3 separate regions of the Homo sapiens genome follow, and regions 1 and 2 are each linked to region 3. The links are chromatin loops, found by intact Hi-C in ENCODE. Cell type or tissue: endothelial cell of umbilical vein. All regions are shown on one strand. Each heading gives the region's core, and the rest is flanking DNA. Links, peaks and the distances in the headings are about the cores only. Region 1 overlaps CENPP (centromere protein P). Region 2 overlaps IPPK (inositol-pentakisphosphate 2-kinase). Region 3 overlaps BICD2 (BICD cargo adaptor 2).

What was found. Hi-C counts contacts between places; a loop is a spot of excess contacts. Peaks named below come from ENCODE experiments on the same cell type or tissue, not always from the same donor. Only the 100,000 strongest peaks of a DNase experiment are listed, where the experiment ranks them.
Region 1: a loop joins it to region 3, with 21 times the contacts of the local background. A loop is called at or near these places in 2 of 110 quality-filtered maps.
Region 2: a loop joins it to region 3, with 2.4 times the contacts of the local background. A loop is called at or near these places in 4 of 110 quality-filtered maps.

What each region holds. Positions count from the first base shown.
Region 1 is chr9:92,499,106-92,504,105 of GRCh38, reverse strand. The region is part of intron 5 of CENPP (centromere protein P); the gene reads right to left. ECM2 (extracellular matrix protein 2) reads left to right here. Exons shown (of 10, transcript NM_001393.4): 8 at 1,454-1,593; 9 at 3,053-3,379. Among named protein-coding and RNA genes, the nearest start is that of ASPN, 19 kb to the right of the region's middle. In endothelial cell of umbilical vein, for the core only: a CTCF peak has its summit at 1,938 (motif pointing left); a DNase peak (open chromatin) is centred at 1,915.
Region 2 is chr9:92,643,501-92,653,944 of GRCh38, reverse strand. IPPK (inositol-pentakisphosphate 2-kinase) reads left to right here. Exons shown (of 13, transcript NM_022755.6): 4 at 1,306-1,372; 5 at 4,371-4,492; 6 at 5,797-5,886. Among named protein-coding and RNA genes, the nearest start is that of IPPK, 21 kb to the left of the region's middle. In endothelial cell of umbilical vein, for the core only: no CTCF peak of the experiment used is centred there; no DNase peak of the experiment used is centred there.
Region 3 is chr9:92,701,790-92,712,233 of GRCh38, reverse strand. It overlaps BICD2 (BICD cargo adaptor 2), which reads left to right. Exons shown (of 7, transcript NM_001003800.2): 7 at 1-871. Among named protein-coding and RNA genes, the nearest start is that of IPPK, 37 kb to the right of the region's middle. In endothelial cell of umbilical vein, for the core only: a CTCF peak has its summit at 5,552 (motif pointing right); no DNase peak of the experiment used is centred there; H3K27ac peaks cover 1,017 bases.

The DNA.
Region 1 (5,000 bases), core at 1-5,000, 200 kb after region 3:
CATACATACACAATGAGGATAATACAAAAGAGCAATCTGCCCCACTGTGAGCCTGAGCTTCCCATACTGACTTCTCTCTCTCCAGAGGGATCCACTCCTACCAGTCTGGAAAGCACTGGGCATACAAGCGCACAAATGCGTGGCACATACTACAAATCCTTCTAAAGCCACTGCTGTACACCTGCCTCACTTAACCATGCAGCCTCAAGGCTGTCTCATGTCATTCTTTCCTACAGCTGCAGAGTTTTCAACATATGGACAGGTGTGCCAGGATTTATTTGACTAGTCTCTTACTGATCTAGCTCACCTCCTAAATACATATGCAGGTAAAAGCAAAAAGTTGAAAATTGTTTTACTAATTTCTAACAAATACCAAAATTAACAAAGAGGGAAATTCTCACAGGTGGAATAGAAGGTGACACTAAAGATATATGCCAGTTTTACCTCTGAATTCTAACAAGAGAACAAGGAGAATTTTTATAATGCAGATCCTTTAGTGAAAAACTCCCTCTAATGCCAACTAAACTTAACTTGAAGGCAGCTAGCTATTAAAAACTTATTAACAGTTCTAGAAAACTTCTCCTTGGTTGTAAATTAAGGCTGTTAATTAACTTTAATTAATTATAACAAAAGCAAATCTAAAAACATGAGCCTAAAATATTATAGACCACATGAAATAGTAGGAAACAGGCAGCCTGGGAGCTGGAGGCTCGGCTAGGACAAGCCCCTCTCAGCATTAGTCATGTAACCACGGGTGGGCTTCCCTGTCTCTCCAGGCCCAACTTAACTCCACTGGTAAGTAGAGATTAAAATATCTGTCTACTTTTCAGAGTTTTTAAGCCCAAATGAGATAATTTATGTGAATAAGTTTTATAAAATAGAGAGCCTTGTATAATTATTTTGGTATGCCATTTCTTGCAACATATTATAGCTAATACATTTTAAATAAAATTCATTTGATTCCATAACCATGGCAGTGTGTTTTATTTTACTAATTAGTTATAAAATTTGACAACTTTCCTGTAATTCCAGCACTTTGGGAGGCCGAGGCGGGTAGATCACTTGAGCTTAGGAGTTCGAGACCAGCCTGAGCAACATGGTGAGACCCTGTCTCTACAAAAAATACAAAAATTAGCCAGGCTTCATGGCGCATACCTGTAGTCTCAGTCACTTGTGGGACTGAGGTGGTAGGATCACTTGAGCCTGGGAGGTCAAGGCTGCAGTGAGCCATGTTTGTGCCACTGCACTCCATCCTGCGTAACAAAGTGAGACCCTGTCTCAAAAAAAAAAAAAAAAAAAAAGACAACTTAAAAATATGAGCTTACTTGAAAGAGCAGTAAGACTCTTTAGATAATACTAATGATAATAGTCTATGTCACTATTTTAGTCTCCATGAAATTGAACGTATCAACTAACACAAAAGAAAAATAATAGTCTTCTCTCTTAATTATAGGAATTATACCTAGAAAATAACCAAATTGAAGAAATAACTGAAATTTGTTTCAATCATACCAGAAAGATCAATGTCATTGTACTACGTTATAACAAAATTGAAGAAAATAGGATTGCTCCTTTAGCCTGGATAAATCAAGAGTAAGTACATGCTACAATTTAAATTTTATTGAACTATTTCTTCCTCTCGCTATTATTAAACAGAGTATGGAAACTGGGAATGGGATAAGTGAGGGAGGTGACGATACTGAAGGGCTCGGAGACAGAATCGTTTCTTAGTGAACCCTTACCCTATCCCCAAAGTGGGCTACTTCATGCAGTTTCCAACCTGTGCGCTGCATGACTGGTGTTAGGATTATTGCAGTAACTACTGTTGTTGTCACCATACTGCATACTGGACACCCTATCATATGCCAAGTGCTGAGCTAGCAAGAACTGAGCCCCAGCTGTCTGACTTCGAGGTCTGCCCACTAGTGGTCAAATGCCACTCTAGCTCTGTCTACCTCACAGGTTGTCAGGAGGTTTGAATGAAGGATTATTCCCCTGCACACAGTGAGAAAGAAATCTGCCATACTCCTTCTCCTCATCATCATTAGGTGGAAGCACCAGGCTCCAGAGCCCAGGCCTGTTCTCCTACACTACACAGCCTTCTTTTCTCCAAACTATTTCTTCACCTCAACTCTTACAAAATAGACTGAAGAATGCTTGGCCTAACAGTGCAGGCCAAAAGTAGACTCTGTCTTCCTGGACAAGAATCAGCAGCCTCTGGCTATAGCTTTCAGTGAAGGGGGAGGGAGTCAGAAGCAAGCCCTGCAGCAAATCCAGCAGACAACTGGGATCTGGGATTGCGTGTCCTGGAACTATGTGCCTAAGTAGCACAGCCTGGGACACGTGTCATTCAGAAGCAGGATGGAGAGGCCAATTGGGCTCAGCAGCATGTGGCACTGAGCCCACTGTAGGCAGAGAAGTCTTCATCAGGTGAAAAGAGGGCGTGGGGCAGAAGCCTTAGGAGACTCAGGTGGGGTTCCTGAAACAAGCCAGTGAGTTCACCACGTTCCCCAGATCTTCTAGATGATTAACAGCATTTTCTAGATTCCCTCAGGCTCGCCTCAAGTCCCAGGTGTGCCAGGTCATCAAATCAAATGTGGAATGAAAATGTAGGGGAAGGGGAACCAAAACAAGCCAAAACAAACCAAACTTCCTTGCTGGAACCAGAGACAACTTTACAGATAGGCATTTAGATGCATGCTGGGATTCACGGGATTTCATTTTGGATTCAACGCATCAACCGTACAGATATTTTAGTCTTTGGGCCTCAGTATTGCCTCTAGGGATATGAGTTTTTCCCTCCTAGTCTTTGATGCTCCTCTCGCATGGACTCACATAGCTGGGAGGCAGTATGGCACCCTGGTAAGGACATGCAGCTTGGTGCAAGAGACTAGGGCTGGCTATACCTGGAAAAGTTCCTATTTGGAATCATCACTACAAACTGGGTGCTTATAGGAAAATGGACCAGCATCGAGACTGGCCTTATCAAAATTTAGAGCTGATGATCACCATCCTGATGTCCCTACCCTGTTTACTTTTTTCTTTGCTGCAGAAATCTAGAATCCATTGATCTCTCCTACAACAAGCTCTATCACGTCCCGTCCTATCTACCCAAGTCCTTGCTGCACCTAGTACTCCTTGGGAACCAGATTGAACGGATCCCTGGCTATGTGTTTGGCCACATGGAACCAGGCCTGGAATACTTGTACCTGTCATTTAACAAACTTGCTGATGATGGCATGGACCGTGTCTCCTTCTATGGGGCATATCATTCTCTGAGAGAATTATTTCTGGATCACAATGACTTAAAATCTATACCACCTGGGATACAAGAAATGAAAGCACTACATTTTCTGAGGCTGAACAACAACAAGATACGGTAAATTTTGGCTTTTTCAAGTATCTGTTTAAATTTTGGTTGGCAAAATATATGATAAAACAACCATGACATGATCTCTGGGATTTACGTTAAGGGAAAAAAAAATGGTGCTAAGGGGTTGGATTAAACAAGATTGGCAAATGTTAGTAATTACCAAAGGTGGATGACAGGTATGTGAGGATTCATTATAAGCTTTTCCTACTTTTGCACATGTTTATAAATTTCCATAGTTAAAACATCTTTTGGTCAGGTGCAGTGGCTCACGCCTGTAATTCCAGCACTTTGGGACGCCAAGGCGGGCGGATCACCTGAGTTCAAGAGTCTGAGGCCAGCCTGGCCAACATGGTGAAACCTCGTTTCTACTAAAAATACAAAACTTAGCAGGGCGTGGTGGTGCGTGTCTGTAATGCCAGCTACTCAGGAGGCTGAGGTGGGAGAATTGTTTGAACCTGGGAGGCAGAGGTTGCAGTGAGCCGGGATGGTGCCACTGCACTCCAGCCTGGGTGACAGAGTGAGACTCCATCTCAAAAAAAAGATTAACAGATTATTATATATAACACTTAGAACTTTAGAGAGAGGTTCAAATGAGTCTTCAAAGCAATAGATTATGTTACTACTCCTACCTCCATGTATAAATAAATAAAACTAATCTATAAAGCATAAAACGTAAATATATGCTAAAATTAAAACTGCTTCTATCTAGTTTTTTCTGAAGTCAGATTTCTGAATACATTTATTAAGACTCACTTTCCCTACTTTTGGGAACACATTTTTCTGCATGTGTTCAGCTTATATACTGAATCATCACTCCTGCCTAGATGGCATGAGTGTCTTGAGAATTAATCCAGAATATTTTGTTAGTAAGGTCTTTATCATTGGCAGTGAGGGAGACAATAACCTTGTTGTTCTGTCCCTGAGAATTATGCCTCTTAGTCTTTCCCCTTCTCTAAAAGTCCAAATAAACTAAATGCCTACAAAGACAAAACAAAAACACAGAAAAGTTCGTGTTTTTAAAGGTACTGGAGGAAGAGATGGGGGTTTGGGAAGACTTTGTAAAATTCAGTTTCAAAATTTTTTGGCAAAAATACTTCACAGGTTGTGCCATATGCTTCATACTGCATTGCATCAGAAGGCGTCTAATGTTTGTCCCACCTTTTTTGATTCTAAAATTGATCACTGGATTGAAGTGGTCACAGCCTGGTATCTCCTAAGACAAATTTACTCCTCCATCATTGAACCAATGGTTTCACTCACAGATGAATGTTGTTTGAATTCTTATTTCATTAGAGGTAACAAAATGATGAATTTCTATTTTTGCCATGCTTCTCATGCTCATTAGCTGGAATTCCTCTGTAAAAAATTTTTTGCTCATCAACTAGGGCTGCTTTGTCACTTTGAAAGGAAAGAAAAAAGCTCAGTTCTTTCCTTTAAACCACCAGTGGGAGTAAGAAGTTGGAGCCTGAATGTTTTTGCTTTATTTTGTTTTAGGGTTCTCTCTTTTTCTGGTGAATCAATATATACTTAGGCTTTCATGTAAGCAGTTATGTTTCAATCAATTGCAGTCATCTGGACAATGGTCGCCATTCAAACTGGCTCTTGTGTCTGCTCACTTGCTTTTGGG
Region 2 (10,444 bases), core at 3,333-8,332, 58 kb after region 3:
CGTGCCTTTTGTGCTTTTGCTTTCTTTGGAGTGGAGCCAGTACTTGGACTTCTTGAGATGATCTAATTTACGAATTTTCTTTTTTTGTTGTTTTTGTTTTTGAGACAAATTCTCGCTCTGTCGCCCAGGCTGGAGTGGCGTGATCTCAGCTCACTGCAACCTCTGCCTCCCAGGTTCAAGCAATTCTCCTGCCTCAGCTTCCTGAGTAGCTGGGACTACAGGCGTGCGCCACCACACCCGGCTAATTTTGTATTTTTAGTAGAGACGGGGTTTCACCATGTTGGTCAGGCTGGTCTTGAAATCCTGACCTTGTGATCCACCAGCCTCGGCCTCCCAAAGTGCTGGAATTACAGGCATGAGCCAACGCTCTTGGCTTCAATTTACAAATTTTCGAATGTTTACATTCCCCACTCTTGTCCATTGTGTCACCTTACCTAATTCTGTACTAAGTTTATAGTAAGTCATATTTTGTTAATTTATAGCATGTTTAGGTAAATGACAAATCAGAAGTGAAACTGGCACAGCCGACTGGGAATGGACAGGGGTGGTGGTGGAGGGGCATGGATGTGACGGCGCAGGGTGGGGAAGGCATGATCTCTGTGGGCAGGATCCCAGCATTCTTAGCCTAGCAGATCTCCTGTGTCCGTTTGGGACTTTTTCAGAAGTCACAATTCTGCCACCCTAGAAACACGAGAGGACAGGGAAGATGGTAAGCAATGTGGCTTAAATAAAAACCTTTCATTTGGGAAACTGCACAGAAGAGCCATGTGGAGGGCAGTGCTGGGCATTGGTTATACCACGTCCTTCAGGGCTGAGGAGGCACAGGCCATCTTCCTGAGACAAGTGATTCTTCAGATGCTGACCTGCTCCTCAGGTGGAAGCGTGAGGTTCTCAGGTTGTCTGAGTGGTCAGTAAGGGTCTTCCATGTGGTCTAAGAACTGCTCTGGGTCCATAAATGCTGTAGAGACCAGAAGGGGGCTCGGAAGGGGTGCTTTGTGGCGAGAGAAGCTGGCTTTGAGGCTGGTCACCACCGTGGGCCCAGCCATTCTGAGAGCTGGCCACCCTGATTGCAGTGAAATGTTGGTGTCTCTATTTAACCTGGACATGTCCTGAAAATAATAGAGCAGCTTTTATTCCCAAAATCCACACACTGATTTTTTTTTAAGCAATAAACTTTAAAAAATATTATAAATTACACATAACATAAAAACCAACAGCTCAACTGTTTTTAGGCATGCAGTTCTGTGGCATTGTGTTCATGTCATTGTGCAATTCACACTGAGAATTTCATGTATTTTCTTACAGGAGGTCGTTCAGCTACCTTTAGAGTTTGTGAAACAGCTTTGTTTAAAGATACAATCTGAAAGACCAGGTAAGGGTGTTTAACTTACAGATATTGTTTGTAATTTAAAATATTCCATTTGAAAAGTGTTTGAAATGATTACCCATGTTAGGTATATGCATTTTTCAGTAATCCTTTTTTTTTTTTTTTTTTTGAGACGGAGTCTCACTCTGTCGCCCAGGCAGGAGTGCAGTGGTGCGATCTCGGCTCACTGCAAGCTCCACCTCCCGGGTTCACACCATTCTTCTGCCTCAGCCTCCCGAGTAGCTGGGACTACAGGCGCCTACCACCATGCTCGGCTACTTTTTTGTATTTTTAATAGAGATGGGGTTTCACCGTGTTAGCCAGGATGGTCTTGATCTCCTGACCTCGTGATCCACCCACCTCGGCCTCCCAAAGTGCTGGGATTATAGGCGTGAGCCACCGTGCCCAGCCAGTTTTCAGTAATTCTTTTGCCAGAAACTTCATTATCAGGGATAGAAATCCTGGGAGCTCATGGATACAATTCTCTGTATCAGAAAACCACAGCACTGCACAGAATATGTGATGAAGAACCAGTAAAGGCAGGTGCGGTGGCTCTCGCCTGTAATCCCAGCACTTTGGGAAGCTGAGGCAGGCAGGTCACCTGAGGTCAGGAGTTCGAGACCAGCGTGACCAACATGGTGAAACACCTTCTCTACTAAAACAAACAAACAAACAAAATATATATATGTACAAAAATTAGCTGGGCGTAGTGGCGGGCACCTGTAATCCCAGCTACTTGGGAAGTTGAGGCAGGAGAATCGCTGGAACCCGGGAGGCAGAGATTTCAGTTAGCTGAGATCACGCCACTGTACTCCAACCCCAGGTGACAGAGTGAGACTCCGTCTCAAACAAACGAACAAAAAAGAACAAATTAATACCACAGAAAACAACATGAGGGAGGAGCTGGAGGTGGAGGGTCTGGGGCAGACTTAGGAACGGGAAGGGTTCCCAGAGGCCTGGGAGAGGCAAAAGGAAACTGAGGTGACCTGAGCTTCAGGAGGGAGGGCCTGGCCCAGGAGGGTCTGCAGCCCAGGGAGCTGTCCCCAACCGGAGTCTAGGCTAGGTCTGTGTCCTTCTGAGGAACAGGGAATCCAAGGGCCTTCTGTGGCATCACCTTCCCCATCCTCATGTTGTCCTTCCCCAATCCCCTCCCATCCCTTCGCCTCTCCCTTTCTCCTCCATCCCCACCCACTCCCTTTTCTGCACTTGCTGGTGGCCTTATGACAGGAATCAGGTCAAACCTTTTTTTTCAGTCAGTGATCAAAGAGATAAATTTCGTGAGTTGAGGGTGGAAATGCCTCTGCCCGGAGCACAGCCAGGCAATGAGGGTGTGGAATTAGCCAGTATAAAATTTTTTCCTGATTTGATTTGGAAAATGAAAGCAAACCATTCTCTGGGTCTGCAGTCTCTGGCTGGGGCAGGGAGGAATGGGCTTCACACTGCAGGAAAGGCTGGGGAGGCGGGAACGCCACAGGACAGTGGCTAGGCTCCAGTTCTTCCTCTCGGTGAATGCAGTCTGAGCCCGGCTCCAGGGTGCTGTCTGCAACTGCTCTGCTGCTCAGCCTGCCATTTCATAACAACCGTGGGAGGTTTATCACACCACAGTGATAAAAACCAGACTTGGAGTAAGGCTCATTATGTTAAAGGAGGAAAGCCTGTCCCTGGGGTGCCTGGAGCCCAGGCTTGTTTGGTTCTGTCCACACCACGGGTTCCAGCAGATCTGGTGCTGGGGAAATATTGGTGCACTGGGGACTGGGAAGGGCCTAGATGTGAGAGAAGGTAGAGCCTGCAGCCCCCTCCTCTTCAAGTTCCTGGGCTAAGGGTGTTGTGGAATTAGGGGACCATCCCCAAGACCACCCTCAGGATTGATAATACGCTAGAAGGACCAACATAACTCACTGTTTTACTTATGGTTATGTTTTATTGCAGGAAAAGGATAAAGATGGGACCAGCCAAGGGGAGAGGTGCAGGGGTGGGGTCCAGGAGAGACCTGGCATGAGCTTCTGGGTCCTCTCCTCAGGGGTGGTGTGGGCAGTATTCACTCTCCCATATGGAGTGTGCCCACCAGGAAGCTCACCAGGCATTGTTGTCCAGAGTTTTCACTGGGGCTCAGGCACATCGACATGGCTGACCATCGGTGTGGCTGACTGCAGTCTCCAGCCTCTCCAGAGTTTGAGCCGATACCATAAGGCGTGAAGCTACCCCCTACATAAACCAAGTTATTTTTTGTTTTTGTTTTTGTTTTTTTTTTTGAGATGGAGTCTTGCTCCTTCGCCAGGCGGTAGTGCAGTGGCGCACAATCTGGGCTCACTGCAACCTCCTCTGCCTCTCTGGTTCAAGCAATTCTCCTGCCTACGCCTCCCGAGTAGCTGGGATTACAGGTGCATGCCACCACGCCCAGCTAATTTTTTGTATTTTTAGTAGAGATGGGGTTTCACCATGTTGGCCAAGATGGTCTTGATCTCTTGACCTCATGATCTGCCCACTTAGGCCTCCCAAAGTGCTGGGATTACAGGTGTGAGCCACCGTGCCCGCCTTTTTTTTTTTTTTTTTGAGACAGAGTCTTGCTCTGTTGCCCAGGCTGGAGTGCAGTAGCACGATCTCGGCTCACCACAACCTCCGTCTCTAGGGTTCAAGCAATTCTCCTGCTTCAGCCTCCCGAGTAGCTGGGACTGTAGGCACGTGCCACCATGCCTGGCTAATTTTTGTATTTTTAGTAGAGACGGGGTTTCACTATGTTGGCCAGGCTAGTCTCGAACTCCTGACCTCATGATCCACCTGCCTTGGCCTCCCAAAGTGCTGGGATAACAGGTGTGAGCCACCTCACCTGGCCTAAACCACGTTGTTACTGTGTGTGTCCCACAATCCCCAGGGAGACATGAGGTTTTCATCAGGTACAGAGATGCCCCCTGGAACCAGGGACAAGGCGGGGCCTGTTTTGGGCAGGGATCATCTCATCTCTCTCACTGACCTTGCTCTGTGTGACCCTTGCTCTGTTTTCCAGAGTCTCGCTGTGACAAGGACCTGGATACTCTCAGTGGTTACGCTATGTGCCTTCCTAATTTAACCAGACTCCAAACCTACCGCTTTGCAGAGCACCGGCCGATTCTGTGTGTAGAGATTAAGGTGACCTGTCGAGGGGCAGATGGTGTGGGTAAAGGGGAAAGGTCAGTCTTGGGTAGTAAGTCCAAGAGTCACGTGCCTTGGGTTCCAGTTCCCACTGAAGTGAGTGGTAGGCACCCTTGGCTCCTGGAAACTCCACTTGTTTCTGTCCTTCCACAGCCCCCACCTGCGTTCTGGTTCCTGCCATGGCTCCCAGATCCCAGGTTTAGGCTCATTCCTGGTAGCTCATGATAGAAGACCCCACCCACCCTGCATGCCTGGGCTAAAACAAGCCCTGGTTGAGGGTCACCAGAGGGAAGCGCGTTGGGTCCCCCTGACCCGTTTTCCTCAGAGGGCACAGCTTGCCAGGGTCCTCTGGGTTCTTCCTCTGTGCCCCTCCCTGCTGGCCATGCCTGCTTGGTGCTTGGCTGCTGTTTGCTGTGCTGCAGGAGCCCCATCTGCAGGTTGCCCTGTAGACTGGGGAGCTCTCTTTGTCCTGCTCAGGACGAATTTTCCTGGAGGCACAAAGGCCAGTGTGACCCTCAGAGGCACTGGTGTGTCATGGCCAGGAGTCCTGAATTTCTCTGGTGCCAGGCAGTGGGGGCTGGATGGGCCAGGGCCCCCCTTGCTTCAGCTCTCTGCTTCCCATGTCGGGGGTGGCTGTCAGGGTCCCTCAGGAAGCTGCCTCACATGCCCTGGCCTTTGTTCCCCTCCTCCAACTCTAAGGCAGCAATTTCTGGGTCACACTCCTGGCCTGAGCTCATGCCTCCTGATCCTCCTCACTTGTGGGTGGATGTTCTGCTTCCCCAGCCACCATCTCCAGTGCCCGAGGCTCAGCACAGGCCTGCGTGTGGTGTATGCTCAGAGGCTGCAGCTTTTAGAGGGCACTGGGGCTTCCTTGACCTTCTGGGAGCCTAGCAACTATCAGATGGGCCTCTGTCGGGCCATGTGCTAGTGTCAGTGGGAACAATGGTTCCGATTCTTGGAGCTGGGAGTCCTGGGTCCATCTCTACTACTAGAGGCTTGCAGTCACATTCTTGAATGAAAGCATGAAGCTATTGTGTGTTGTGCTTGTGTTGAGCTAGTGCAGAGGCACCACTGACCCTCCCCAGTGAGAGTTCCGGCCGTGGGTCCTCTAGCGGAGATGTTTGTGTGATCTGATGCAGGAAGTGTTGTTCCCGCTGGGAGGTGCAAATGAAAACAGCTTCTGGGGCCATTTATGCCTAATTATCTTGCTGCACTCATTATCTTGTAGTCAGTGATATGTCTATTTAGAGGTATGTGATTTCTTCCTAAATATTTTTCCTCCTTATTTGTTTATTTTACAGCCAAAATGTGGGTTTATTCCTTTCTCGAGTGATGTCACGCATGAGATGAAGCATAAGGTCTGTCGATACTGCATGCACCAGCACCTCAAGGTGAGAGCCAATGCCCAGCTGTGGGCTACTCTAGCTGCACGCTGGGGATCTGGGCTGAGGCATGGACACACACAGTTTTCAGAAGAGTAAAAGAAAATATGGATATTTTTAGTTGACATTTTATTTCACAAAGTGATTCATGTTCAACTTTTTTATTTTTTAAATTTAGAGACAGGGTCTCTGTCACCCTGTCAGGCTGGAGTGCAGTGATGCAATCATACTCACTGCAGCCTCCACCTCCTGGACTCATGCAGTCCACCTGCCTTGGCCTCCCAAAGTGCTGGTGTGAGCCACTGCGCCCGGCCCGTGTTCACCAGATTCACTCTTTTAAATATATAATTCAGTTTTAGTCTCTTCACAAGGTTGTACAATCACCACTTCTATCTAGTTGCTGACATTTTTATCACTTCAAAGCAAGGTGTCTTCCTCTTTCTATGAATATGGTATATTACATGATTTTCGCATGTTGGACCAACCTTGCATTTCTGGGATAAATCCCAGTTGCTCATGGTGTATAATACTTTTATATGCTGCTGAATTCAGTTTGCTAGTTTTTTGTTGAGGGTTTTTGAATCATAAGGGATGTTGGTGTGTAGTTTTCTAGTGGTGTCTGGCTTTGGTACTAGTGTAATAACTGGCTTCATGGAATGAGTTAGGAATTATTTTCTTTTCACTCTCCAGTTTTTTGAAGGAGTTTCAGTATTGGTATTGATTCTTCTTGAAATGTTTGGTAGAATTCACTAGTGAAGGCATTTGGTCCTGGGATTTTCTTTGTTAGAAGATTTTTGATTACTGATTCAGTCTCTTGTTACCAATCTGTTGAGATTCTCTTATTTCCTGAGTGGGTTTTTTTGGTAGTTGTGTGTTACTAGGAATTTGTCCATTTTCATCTAATGTGATGGCATACAGGTCAGTAGTAGTGTCCCCTTCTTTCATATCTGACTTTAGTAATTTGGTTTCTGTCTCTTTTTCCTTGGTCTAGCCACAGGATTGTGTCATATTTGTTGATCTTTCAAAGAAACAACTTTTGGTTTTATTCAGTTTTCTGCTCCCCTCTCCCCCATTTTCTATTTCATTTGTCTTCACTTTAATCTTTACTGTTTCCTTCCCTGTGCTTGGATTGGGCTTAGTGTGTTATTCTTTTTCTAATTTTATTTTTTTATTTTTTTTGAGACGGAGTCTCGTTCTGCACCCAGGCTGGAGTGCAGTGAGTAGCTGGGACTATAGGCGCCCGCCATCATGCCTGGCTAATTTTTTGTATTTTTAGTAGAGACGGGGTTTCACCATGTTAGTCAGGATGGTTTCAATCTCCTGACCTCGTGATCCACCTGCCTCGGCCTCCCAAAGTGCTGGGATTACAGGTGTGAGCCACCGTGCCCGGCCTCTAGCTTTTTATTGTAGAAAGTTAGGTTATTCATTTAAGATCATTCTTCTAATAAATCTTTAAGTAACTGCTTTCTCTTCATCCCATACATTTTGGTATGTTGTGTTTTCATTTTATCTTAATTCATTCTCTGATTTCTCTTTTGCTTTCTTCTTTGACGAACTGATAATTAGGAGTGTTTACTTTTTACACATTTGTGAGTCAAATTTTCTTTTGTTACTGATTTCTAGTTTCATTCCACTGTATTTGGAGAACATTGTTTGCATGATTTCACTCTTAAAATGTATTGAGACTTGTTTTGTGGTTTAACATAAGGTTCTTCCTCAAGACTGTTCCATGTTTGCTTGGGCAGAATGTGTAACCTGCTGTTGCTGGGTGGATTTTCTATAGATGTGTTCGGTCTAGTTGGTTCATAGTGTTGTTCAAGCCTTCATTCTTGTTGACTTTCTGCCTCGTTGCTCTGAGTGTTAATTTAAGATAATAACCTGAACAGTCTAGTTCAGGTTAATACCAACTCCATTTCAATCATAGACAAAGTTTTGCTCCTCTAAAGCTTTGCTCCCTCCCCCAACCTTTGTGCTGTTATTGGGATACAAATTAGATGTTTCTACATGATGTTCTGGGTGATACAGATTTGTAATTATTACCTTATGCAGTTGTCTCTTAAATTATATAGAGGAACAAGAATTACAAAATGTGTTTATACCTTCTTTTATATTTGCCTATGTAGTTACCTTTACTGATACTCTTTATTTCTTCCTGTGGATTTGAGTTACTATCTAGTATCCTTTATTTCAGCCAAAAGGACTCCCTTTAGTAATTCTTGTAGGGTAGGTTTTCTAGCAATGAATTCTTTTAGTTATGGTTTATTTGGCAATGTCTTAATTTCTCCTTCATTTTCAAAGGATAGTCTTGGTAGATATAGAATTCTTGGATGGCAATCTTTCTTTTAGCACTGAGGATATGTCATGATCCTGCCTCCTCCTGGCCTCCATGGTTTCTAATGAAACCATGGAGGAATCAGCTGTTAATCTTAGGGAAGGTGCTTTGTATGGGATGAGCCACTTCTCTCTTTTTGCTTTTTAAGATTCTCTCTTGGGCTTTGTCCTGTGACAGTTTGATTATGGTGTGTCTAGGTGTAGATCTCTTGGTCTTTATCCTAAAATTCAATCATTTTCTCTTCTGCCTACTCAAGCCTGTTCTTGAGCCCCTCTAGTTACTTTTTCATTTTAGTTACTGTACTTTTCAACTAAAGAATTTCTTTCTTTCTTTTTTTTTCTTTTTAGACAGGGTCTTGCTCTGTCACCCAGAGTGGACTGCAGTGGCGTGAACATGACTCACTGCAGCCTTGACTCCCTGAACTCAAGCCATCTTCCTGCTTCAGCCCCCACCAAGTAGCTGGGACTACAGGCGCACCCCACCATGCCCAGCTAGTTTTTGAATTTTTTGTAGGACAGGGTTTTACCATGTTGCCCAGGCTGGTCTCGAACGCCTCAGCTCAGGCACTCTGCCTACCTCAGCCTCCCAAAATGCTGGGATTATAGGTGTGAGCCACCATGCCCAGCCAGAATTTCTTTTTGGTTCCTTTTTATAATTTCTACCTCTCTATTGATATTCTCTATTTGTTGAGACATTATTCTCCTTGTTCTTTTTAGTTCTTTGTCCCTAGTTTCCTTTAGCTCTAAGCATATTTAAAATAGTTGATTGAAGTCTTTGTCTGGTAAGTCCAGTGTCTGGGCTTCCTCAGGGCAGTCTAGTGATTGCTTTTTTTGTTGTATATGGGCAATACTTTCTTGTTTCTTTGCGTGTTTTGTGATGATAGGTTGAAAGTGGGCATTTGAAATAATATAATGTGGCCCCTCTGGAATTAGATTCTACTCCCTCTCCAGGATTTTTTATTGCTGCTTCTTGTAGTTGTTACTGTTTGTTTAGGGACTTTTCTGCGCTAATTTTGTGAAGTCTGTATTCTTTGTCATATGTGGCCAATAAAGTCTGCTCAGTTAGCTTAGTGGGCAGCTAGTGGGTTTCCTTCCAAGGAAACCATGAAGTTAAACAATTGCCTCTAAATGTTTTTGACAAATGCCCATGGGGAAAAGGCCTCCTGCACGGGTGAGTTCTGAGCCAGGTCAGTGAAGACAGCCTTGCAAGTGTGATCTTTCCGGGAACGCTTGCAAGTGTGATCTTTCCGGGAACCCAGAGACAGGTCAAATAAGTGATTGTCTGAGAACGAGGCTTTGGAGATGTCCTGCCCTCATCTGCGTCCTCTGTGGCTGCTGGGCAGCTGGTTTTCACTGTGATTGCGGCTGTTCATTTTCAAGGTTCTGAACCTTGGAGCTAGAGATACAGGGATGGGAATAGGGCATTTAAAGTGCCAACAAGCTCACTGATCTTGCTTAGATTTAGCTGTTTTTCTTGAATAAATGCTTCCTGGATTGTTGCAAGTCTATGGTCAATTTCCAGAGTTCAAAACTTTTTGATTCTGACATTTTTTTTTAACCAGTTTTCTGATTGCCTTTACAGAGGAGAGAATTTCTGGAGGTCATTGCTCCACTATTTCACCAACATCACCCCTTCTTTTCTTTGTGGTGTGATTACTATCTAAGCTCTTAGGGGAAAGACGGTTATGTGAGCCATGCCCCTTGGGATGCAATTTTCATGGTCACCATTCACTTTCAACATATGTGACAGATGTTTAAGAAATACATTTTACTATAAAGCACTACCTGCTCATATAACTGGTAACATATGACATGGCATGAATTGGATTACCTGCCTTCCCAGGTAACTCATATTGTCAGATATATTTGCATATCTTTCCAGACTTCTTCCTGTGCCCACAAAAATATGCATGTAATTCAGGTGGAAATGAAGTGATCTCTGTCCACATGTTCTAATGTTTACATGCCTGTACGTGCATACACACACCCTTGCAAAGCAAAAATGGGATCATGCCATATGTACTTTGTCTAATTGCTTTTTTCACTTAATCCTTGAGGATTGTTTGTGATATATTCTTTAGGGCTTTTTCAGTGCATATTTGGATATATGCATGGATATTTGCACATAAGCTTTTTTTTTTTTTTAAGCAAAATTGACATTACACTGTATCCATTGTTCTGCCAGTTGCTTTTTTCCTTGAATAAATTTTGGTGACTTTTAACTCTACCTCTTTCT
Region 3 (10,444 bases), core at 3,193-8,192:
AGGGGCTTAGAAAATGAAAGCAAACACAAAACCTTGAGTGTGCTTTGGGAACCAAATGGACCTTCTGGGACAAGCTGAGCAAGCTGTATGAACGCCACGTTTGTGAAGAGCTGAGGGTATCAGGAGGGCCGACGCTGTGTTGGCATGCGCAGTAGGGGATGAGGGTTAGCCATAGTATTCTTTGCAAATGTGAAAGCGAGACATTATATCTTCTCTTGCTTGGTGTAACTAATCACTGTTAATTTCAGGAAACAGAACTCATTAAAACTCCTTAGCAAACCAGGTCTACATCCTGTTTTGTTTGCTGAGTGAGGTTAGTGGGAGTGGTCAAATTGGTACTCTTGGAGGAAGAAAAACTGTCCTTCCTTCTCCAAAAAAGGAAAAATTATAATAATATAAATGACAAAAATAAAAGAATTCTGTTTCCTGGAATAAGCATTTCTTATTCCTAGTTGTAGGGACTCCTATTTTTACCTTCCGTTACAGTGTTGATTCATAAGAAATATTGTTACATTTGAGATAACTTCATCTGTATGGGGTATTTATTTGCAATGATGTCTGAGTACTGTATTTTTTCTGTGCATTACCTTAGTGTCAGAATGTTGGTCTTTATTTTAAAGTCATATGCATGTTCTCCTGCCAAGGAACCTTTACACAGACCCAAACAAAAAAATAATAATCAAATGCCTTCAATTTCTGAGAAAATGAGGCAGAGCATGGAAAAGGAATAGGAAGGAGAAATTAATTGAGATTTTCAGGACACAGACATATGATGTGAATGCCTACAAAGCCAGTGCGCATAGGAACAGTGGGCCTGGGTAAAGAGTCACATTGGTAGGACCAATAAAGAATAATAAAAAGACAAAGCACATGTTTGTTCTCTGTGGTTGTTCTGACTCCGTGCTCCAGATAACTGTGGTTTAAGCAAGGCACAATAAATCCACTGCCTCAAACAACAACAGCAACAAGCCTATCAGGTAACCCTGGTAGTGGGAACTGGAAGCAGCCTGGGGTCCACCTTCAGGAGAATGGGGAGGGGTCATGTATATGTGGGGAGGCTGTCACTCCATCCCTGAAACAAGAATGTGTTCAAGGACCCAGAAGATGAGGGTAGGGAAAGGGTAGAGTTGGTGTCTGGGTGCTTGTGCCAATCAAATACACCACCAGGCAGAAGTGAGCCAGGCCACACTGGGCCACGCACATGAGTGGAGTGGAGGGCACAGACAATGCCCCCCCCTGGAAAGATGCCTGCCCCCCAGGGCCCTGACGCCTCATAACTCTGTCCTCAAGGGTCTTCTGAAGTGCAGCATCAGGTTTGAAGCCACAGCAGCATGTTGGTAAGAACACATTGTGTATACATAGACTAAAACTAGGAGTAGCCTATGCTATCCTGATGAGGAGGCAGGGATTCAGATGATGTAGAATCCTTTGCTGTCTAAACTCTCACTCTCTGAACCCAGGAATCACATTTGTCTGTAGGAATATGTACAAATATACAGTGGGCACGTTCATATGGTTGCTTGTGGGTGTGAGAAAAGGGGACAGTGTCTAGTCAAGGGGACAGTAAATACCAGGACACACTCCTGCCACCTCCTAGTCCGACAGCCTCAGTCAGGCCTGTGTGGCTTCACTCATGTAGGGCTTCCCTCTGGAAAGCCGTCTCAGGCTAGGGTCTTGCTGCCATGCCCCTTCCCCAGGACCCCTCCATCTGACTGCAGTCTCACTGCCATACCACCTTTCCTAGTTTCACTGTCACTGCAGAACCTCCAGCCTTTGATGATACTATTCTGCTTTAGTAGCAGCTGTTGGGACTTGTTTTCAGTTTAAACCATTCTTTCTGATGGAGTAAAAGAGGCAGTTGTCCAACTCCTGGAAAAGGTTGAAAAGAAAGCCCTGAACTGATCTAGAAGAACCTCAAGGAGAAGGGAGGTGTAAAGCGTCAGGGCCCTGTGGGGCAGGCTTCTTTACAGGGACAGTGTCTGTGCCTTCCACTCCCACACTTGTGCATGGCCCAGTGTGGCCTGGCTCACTTCTGCCTGGTGGTGTATTTGATTGGCACAGGTATCCAGACACTGAGTCTGCCCTCCCCCATCCTCATCTTCTGGGTCCTTGAACACAGTCTTCAGTTTCAAGGATGGAGCGGCAGCCTCTTGAGTGGGTGGGGTCTCAGGAGCTTGCAGAGGGGGACAGTCCATGCTGAAAGGCCTTCTGCTCAGCCTTCCCTCTGGGAGAGGGTGGTCTGCATTTCTTCTGCATCTTCCATCTCCCCGCAGTGTTTTCACCCCTACTTCCCGGCAGATTACTAGAGCTGGAAACAACAGCATGGACTTGAGAGCCGGACTGATGATTGAATCACCACCGTTTGGTAGCTGGCTGCCTTAGCTCTCTGAGCCTCAACTTCCCTATCTGTTAGGTGGGGACAAAATAGTGCCTCTTGTATAGGTGGTTGTGAAGCTTCATCAAGCCCTTGGTACCAGCATGCAGCAGGTACTCAATTGATGATTGGTGCTAATATGGTTCTTACTGTCATCATCATCACCAGTGCTTTGGACACAAGGCCATGTATCTAGGTCTTTGTCCTTTGGGGAATATAATTTTAAGCCAACTTATTAACAGAGTGTAATTTGCATCCAGGAAAGTGTGCACATCCTAGTATACAGGCCAAATTTGCACACAGTGAACACAGCTATGTAACTAGTAACCCCAAAGTTCTCCACCCCTACCCTCAGGTATGCTTTTTGGGGAGTATTTATCCTTCATCAGCACAAATTAATAGGGTGTCTGCTAGTCCTGGTGAGTCACTGGGCTGCCTTCTTCCCACAAAGCCTCCTAGGAGAACAGACATGCCACATCAGGTTTGCTTCATCAAAGTTTTTGTGAAATTTAGCACACATACATTAAAGTGCAAATAAAAGTGTCCACTGGCCAACTGGATTTTTGCAAACTAAATACTGTCACACTGTGTAGCCAGCACTCAGAGGAAAGGCAAGTGAGGATATCCCCCAGAAGTCCTGATGTTTTCTGCACCCGCTCCTCCCAGGGCTAACTCCCTGACTCTGTCAATGCAGGCCACTTTTGCCTATTTCTGTACTTGTAAGTGGAAGCATACAATAGACACATGGAGCTTTGATAGATTTTCTTAACAAAAAACTGCATTGATTTAGCACACCATGATCCAACTGTGTGTTTAGAGGTGTCTCATTTTAGATTGAAAGACACAAGAGTAAAAGGATGGAAAAAGATACCCCATACAACAGTAACCAAAGAAGAGCACAGGTGGTGGCTATGCTAATGTTGGACCAAATTGACTTTAAGGCAGAAATTATTATGCAAGGCAAAGGAGGACATCATGTAATGATAAGAGTCAATTCACCAGGAAGATACAACAGCCATACACATATATGCACCAAACAGGAACCCCAAAATATGTGAAGCAAAACTTGGCCAAATTAAAGGGAGAAATAGTTCAACAACGGTGGGAGTTTCAATACCCCACTTTTAATAATGGCTAGAAAAACAAGACAAGATCAGAAAAGAAATACAATACTTGAACAGGACTATAAGACAGTTAGAGCTAATAGACATCTATAGAACACTCCGAACAGAATACATATTAAATGCATATGTAACATTCTCCAGTCTAGAACCCGTTTTAAGCAACAAAACAAGTCTCAATAAATGTAAGACGATTGGAATTATACAAGTTATAGTCTCCAGTGACAGTGGAATAAAGTTAGAAATAACAAGGAGATTTGGGAAATTTACAAATATGTGGAAATAAAACAACATACTTCCTAATAAACAAGGAGTCAAAGAAGATATCATACAAAAGGTAGAGAGATCTGAAAAATAACCTAACCTCCCAACCTTAAAAAACTAGAAAAAGAGAAACAGCCCAAAGCAAGCAGCAAGAAGGAAATAGTAAAGATTACAACAGCGATAAATGAAATAGGGATGGGGGAAAATGGCAAAAGATAAACAAAACTGACAAACCTTTAGGTAGAACAAGAAAAAAAGTTACTAAAATAAAAAATAAAATTGTGACATTACTACTGATTTTACAGAAGTATTAAGGAGTACAAGCATACAATGAACAATTACGTAGCAACAATATCGGATCATCTAAACCCAAAGTAAGCAGAGGGGAGGAACTAGTAAAGATTAGAGTGGATATAAATGAAATAGAAAATCAGGAGAGAAAACCAACAAACCCAAAAGTTGTTTCCTTAAAAAGATAAACAGCCAATGGCAAACCTTTATCTAGACTGTTCAAGAAAAACATGATCAAATTACTAAATCAGGAATGAGAGTGGGGACATTAATAATGACCTTACAGAAAGAAAAAGGATTATGAGAAAATATAACAATGCTAAAAAACATAGGTACACTTGATGAAATGCCAAATCACTAGAATCACACAAACTCCCAAAACTGACTCTAAAGGAAATAAATAATAGGCATATAACAAAAGACTGACTCAGTAATCAAAAATCTTCCAACAGGAATTTCAGTTTCTGTGCTGGTATGTAAGGTGCTTAGAATTCATTACTCCATCCTAACAAGGGAAAAGCTAAACAAACAGAAAAAGCAACTTTTTAAAGATCTATCAGAGAAGTGAGCTCACAGGCCAAATCACTGTACCAAAAATTGAAAAGACAGATACAGAGAACTCTGTGAAGAACCTATTACTGGAAGCAGTAAGAAAGGCCATCTTTGTTATGAAGCAGCAAAGAAATTGGCTGAATTGTGTTTGTGTTCTAGTGTTTTGCGGCAGGTAGCCCTGTGAGTGATTAGGTCTTTTTGTTTGTTTGTTTTGTTTTTAGACGGAGTCTCGCTCTGTCGCCCAGGCTGGAGTGCAGTGGCACGATCTTGGCTCACTGCAAGCTTAGATCTTTAGCTGGAGCTATTTCTGAGCAAAGTGTTGAAGGGGCAGCCTGGTTCCTTTGAATTGTTTATAGTAAAATGAGAGAAGAAAGATAATTTAGAATTGTTGATCAAAAGGGAAGCAGAACTCAGAAATTTGGAAAACTCAGCCAATCCATATTGGAAAAAATGAAAAACCTTGTTCAGGAGGAAAGGGTCTGGCCAAGTAACTCTTTGATGAGGTGATTAGTATGGATTGACCATCTCAGGGAAAGCCAGGTGTTAAGAGAAAGATTGGTCTGCCATCTATAAACAGAAGCGAGGACCTAATTTTTAAGGCAATGGAAGAATGACCCCAAAGGCATTTCTGAGATCATCACAGCTACCCATCCCATCACGGGCCCTGAGTAGAAAGATGTGGGGGCATGGCTGCCTTCCCCCAGAATTAAAAGGATGCCCCAAGAGAGCCATGGGGCTGAGACGGAGAATCACTGTTGGGGAAGGGCCACTACAGAGGGCCCCCACTAGGCCCATGAGTCCAGACCAGTAGAGTCACCAGTGGTGGTTTCCAGGAGAGCCTCAGATGCATGACCCAGGCACAGAGCTACTGTGGAGGCAGGAGCAAGGCACAAGCACATGGCTGCCTCAGGGGCAAGGCCACCCAAAGCCACGGGGCAGGGCTGCTACCACATTGTGTCCTGAAGGTGGCACTATCACCTTAGTGGGCCTGGAGGGCAGAACATTGAGCCAATGATTATTCTCAAGCCGTAACATTTCATGTTGTTTCCTCTGTTGGGTTTCAGACTTACTTGGGACCAGTCACTGTTTTCTTCTTTCCTATTTCTCCCTTTTAAAATGGAAATATCTATCCTATGCCCATCCCACCATTGTATTTTGGAAGCACAGAACATGTTTGTTTCACTGCTAGAGAGCAGTTTACCTCAGAATGAGTCATACTTTCAGTCTCACCTATATCTGATTTAGATGAAACTCTGAACTGGAGATTTTGGAGTTGGTGCTGGAATGTTTTAAGAGTTTGGGGGCTATTGGGATGGAATTAATGTATTTTGCTTGTGACATAGACATGAATTTGAGGGGAGCAAGAGTGGAATGCTAGGGGTCTAAATGTGTTCCCTCAAAATTCATATGTTGAAATTCTAACCCCAAAAGTGCTAGGATTACAAAGTGGAGCCTTTAGGTGGTGATTAGGTCATGAGGTCAGAGCTGTCGTGATGAGAAAAGTGTCTTTATTTAAAACCAACAGCAACAACAAAAACAAAACAAAACCTAGAGAGGTTGCTCTTCCCTTCCACCATCTGAAGTTACAGTGAAAAGATGACTTTCTATGCCCCAAGAAGTGAGCCAGGTCTGCTGGCACCTTGATTTTGGATTTCCCATCCTCCAGAAATGCTAGAAATAAACTTCGGGGCCGGGTGCAGTGGCTCACGCCTGTAATCCCAGCACTTTGGGAGGCGGAAGTGGGCGGATCACGAGGTCAGGAGATCGCGACCATCCTGGCTAACACAGTGAAACCCCGTCTCTACTAAAAATATAAAAATTAGCCGGGCATGGTGGTGGGCACCTGTAGTCCCAGCTACTGGGGAGGCTGAGACAGGAGAATGGCGTGAACCCGGGAGGCAGAGCTTGCAGTGAGCCGAGATCGCGCCACTGCACTCCAGCCTGGGCAACAGAGCGAGACTCCATCTCAAAAAAAAAACAAAGAAAGAAATAAACTTCTGATGTTTCTAAGCCAGTCTATTTTGTTTTTATGCTCTAATGGACTAAGACACTTATGAAATGCCCAATTAAAACCACAAAAAGCAAAAAAGAAAAGGTGGAAAATAAAAGTAGAAACAAAGAATAAGGACAACAATAGAAGACAGTAACAAATGGTAGAAATTAATCCAGCCTTATCAGTTATCACTTTAAACATCAATGGTGTAAATGCTAAAATCAAGAATGAGAGTGGGGTCATTAATAATGACCTTACAGAAAGAAAAAGGATAATAAAAAGATTGTTGGCCGGGCACGGTGGCTCACACCTATAATCCCAGCACTTTGGGAGGCCAAGGTGAGTGGATCACTTGAAGTCAGGAGTTCATGACCAGCCTGGCAATATGGTGAAACCCGTCTCTATTAAAAATACAAAAATCAGCTGGGTGTGGTGGTGCGTGCCTGTAATCCCAGCTACTCAGGAGGGTGAGGCAAGAGAATCACTTGAACCTGGGAGGTGGAGGTTGCAGTGAGCTGAGATTGCACCACTGCACTCCAGCCTGGGCAACAGAGTGAGTCTCCATCTCAAAAAAAAAAAAAAAATTTCAAAGTGGATGAAAAAGCAAGACTATATGTTGTTATCTCAGTCCATTTTGTGTTGTTATAACAATGAATGCCTGAGGCTGGGCCTCAGTATTCTGGTATTCAGGTATTTGGCCCACAATTCTGATGGCTGGAAGGTTCAAGATTGGGCAGCCACATCTGTTGGGGGCCTTAGGCTGCTTCAACTCATGGCAGAGAGTTGGCATGTACAAAGGGATTACACATTAAGAGGAGAAGCAAGAGAGAGAAACTAAGGAAGCCAGATTTCAGCAACCCACTCTCAAGGAAACTAATCTATTCCCACCCAAGCAAGAACACACCCCCAGAGAAGGGCATTAATCTGTTTATGATGGGTCTACTCCTATGACCCAAATACCTACCTCCCACTAGTCCCCACATCCCAACAGTGTCACGTTGAGGATCAAATTTCAACACGAGTTTTGGCAGGAACAGACCACATTCAAACCACAGCAGTTGTCTACAAGAAACCTACTTTAAATATAAAGATAGGTATCAATTAAAAGTTAAGGGATGGGGAAAGGTATACCATACTAATGCTAATCAAAGAAACTGGGAGTAGCTATATTATTTTAGAGCAGACTTAGAGCAAGGAAAGTTATCAGCAATAAAGAGGGGCATTACATAATGAGAACAGGATCAGTTCCTCAAGTAGGCAACAGTCCTTTATGTGGACGCACCTAACTGTACAGTGCCAAAATACATAAGGTAAAAACTCTTAGAACTGCAAGGAAAAACAGACAAATTAACTGTTATAGGTGGAATCTTCAGCACTGCTCTATCAGAAATGAACAGATCCGGTAAGCAAAAAAAATCAGTAAGGACATCGTTGAGCTCAACACCATCAATCAACTTGATATAATTGACTTAGACGGCTTGATCCAATAGAAGCTGAATACACTTTCTTGTCAAGCTCACGTGGGACATTCACTAAGATATACCATATCTGGGCCATAAGACACACCTTCATAAATTGAAAAGGAAAGAAATCATGAAATGTCTGCTCCCAGAATCACAGAAGAATTAAACTAGAAATCAACAGAAAGATAGCTGGAAAGTCCCCCAATACTTGGAGGTGAAACAACATAAATCTGAATAGTACATAATCACAGAAGAAATCTCAAGATAAATTTTAAAATACTTTGAACTAAATGAAGATGAAAGTACAACTTAAAAGTTTAGAATACGGCTAAAGCAGTGCATTGAGGGAAATGTATTCTATTGGGTTGCACATATTAGAAAAGAAAAAAGATGGCCGGGCGCAGTGGCTCACGCCTGTAATCCCAGCACTTTGGGAGGCTCAGGCGGGCGGATCACGAGGTCAGGAGATCGAGACCATCCTGGCTAACACGGTGAAACCCCGTCTCTACTAAAAATGCAAAAAAATTAGCCGGGCGTGGTGGTGGGCGCCTGTAGTCCCAGCTACTCGGGAGGCTGAGGCAGGAGAATGGTGTGAACCTGGGAGTTGGAGCTTGCAGTGAGCCGAGATTGCGCCACTGCACTCCAGCCTGGGTGACAGAGCGAGACTCCATCTCAAAAAAAACAAAAAGAAAAGAAAAGAAAAGAAAAAAGATGTAAAATGAATACACACCTACTTTAGGAAGGTAGGAAAAGAACAATTTTAGATCTATGGTAAGCAGAAGAAAAGAAAAAGTAGAGCAGAAATCAATGAAATTGGAAACAGGAAAAAAAAATCAATGAGACCCAAAGTTAGCTCTTTGAAAAGATTTTTTTTTTTTGAGAGTCTCGTTCTGTCAACCAGGCTGGAGTGCAGTCGCATGATCTCGACTCACTGCAAGCTCCGCCTCCTGGGTTCATGCCATTTTCCTGCCTCAGCCTACCCAGTAGCTGGGACTAAAGGCGCCCGCCACTATGCCTGGCTAATTTTTTTTTTTTTTTTTTTTTTTTTTTTTTTAGTAAAGATGGGGTTTCACCGTGTCAGCCAGGATGGTCTCGATCTCCTGACCTTGTGATCCGCCCGCCTCAGCCTCCCAGAGTGCTGGGGTTACCGGCGTGAGCCACCGCACCTGGCTGGTAAAAATTTTTTTTAAATGGAAAACTTCTATTCAAGCTAATTGAGAAAAAAGACAAACTACAAATGTCAGAAATGAACAAGGGGACATCCCTGCAGATCACATGGACATCAAAAGAATAATAAAGGAATACTATGAACAAGTCTGTGCCCACAAATTCAATAACCTACATGAAATAGACCCATTTTTTGAAAGACTGAATCTGCCAGAACACAAGAAGAAATAGATAATGGGCCTATATCTATTAAAAAAATTAAATCAGTAATCAATAACTTTCAGAACATAAGTGCAAGGCCCACATGGGTTTACCAGTGAATTCTACCACACTTTTTTTTTTTTTGAGACGGAGTTTCGCTCTTTATGCCCAGGCTGGAGTGCAGTGGCGCGATCTCGGCTCACTAGAACCTCCACCTCCTGGGTTCAAGTAATTCTCCTGCCTCAGCTTCCTGAGTAGCTGGGATTATAGGCACACACCACCACGCCCGGCTAATTTTTGTATTTTTAGTAGAGACAGCGTTTCACCATGTTGGGCCAGGCTGGTCTCAAACTCCTGACCTCAACTGATCTGCCCGTCTTGGCCTCTCAAAGTGTTGGGATTACAGGCGTGAGCCACCACGCCTGGCATCTACCACACATTTAAGGAAAAAATTATACCAATCCTCTACAGTCTGTTCCAGAAGATAGAAACAGAGGGGAAACTTCCTAACACTTTCTATGAAGCCAGCATTGTCCTATTACCAAAACCAGACAAAGACATTAACAGAAAAGAAAAGGACAAACCAGTATTTCTAATGAACAAAGATGCAAAAGTCCTCAACAAAATATTAGCAAATCAAATCCAAAAATGTGTAAAAAGAATTATGCTCTATGACCAAGGGGAATTTATCCCAGGTATGCAAAGCTGTATCAAAATTGGAAAATCAATTCATGTAATCCATCACATAAACAGGGTAAAGAAGAAAAATCACCCTATCCTATCAATAAATGCAGAAAAGGCATTTGACAAAATCCAACCCCATTTATGATTAAAAAGAAAAACTCTCAGCAAACTAGGAATAGAGGGGAACTTCTTCAATTTCATAAAAAGAACATCAGCAAAATACAACTAACATCATAATTAATGGTGAGAGACCTCAAGTTTTCCCATTAAGATGAGGAACAAAGGCAAGGATGTCCCCTGTCACCAGTTCTTTTCAGTATTCTACTGGAAATCC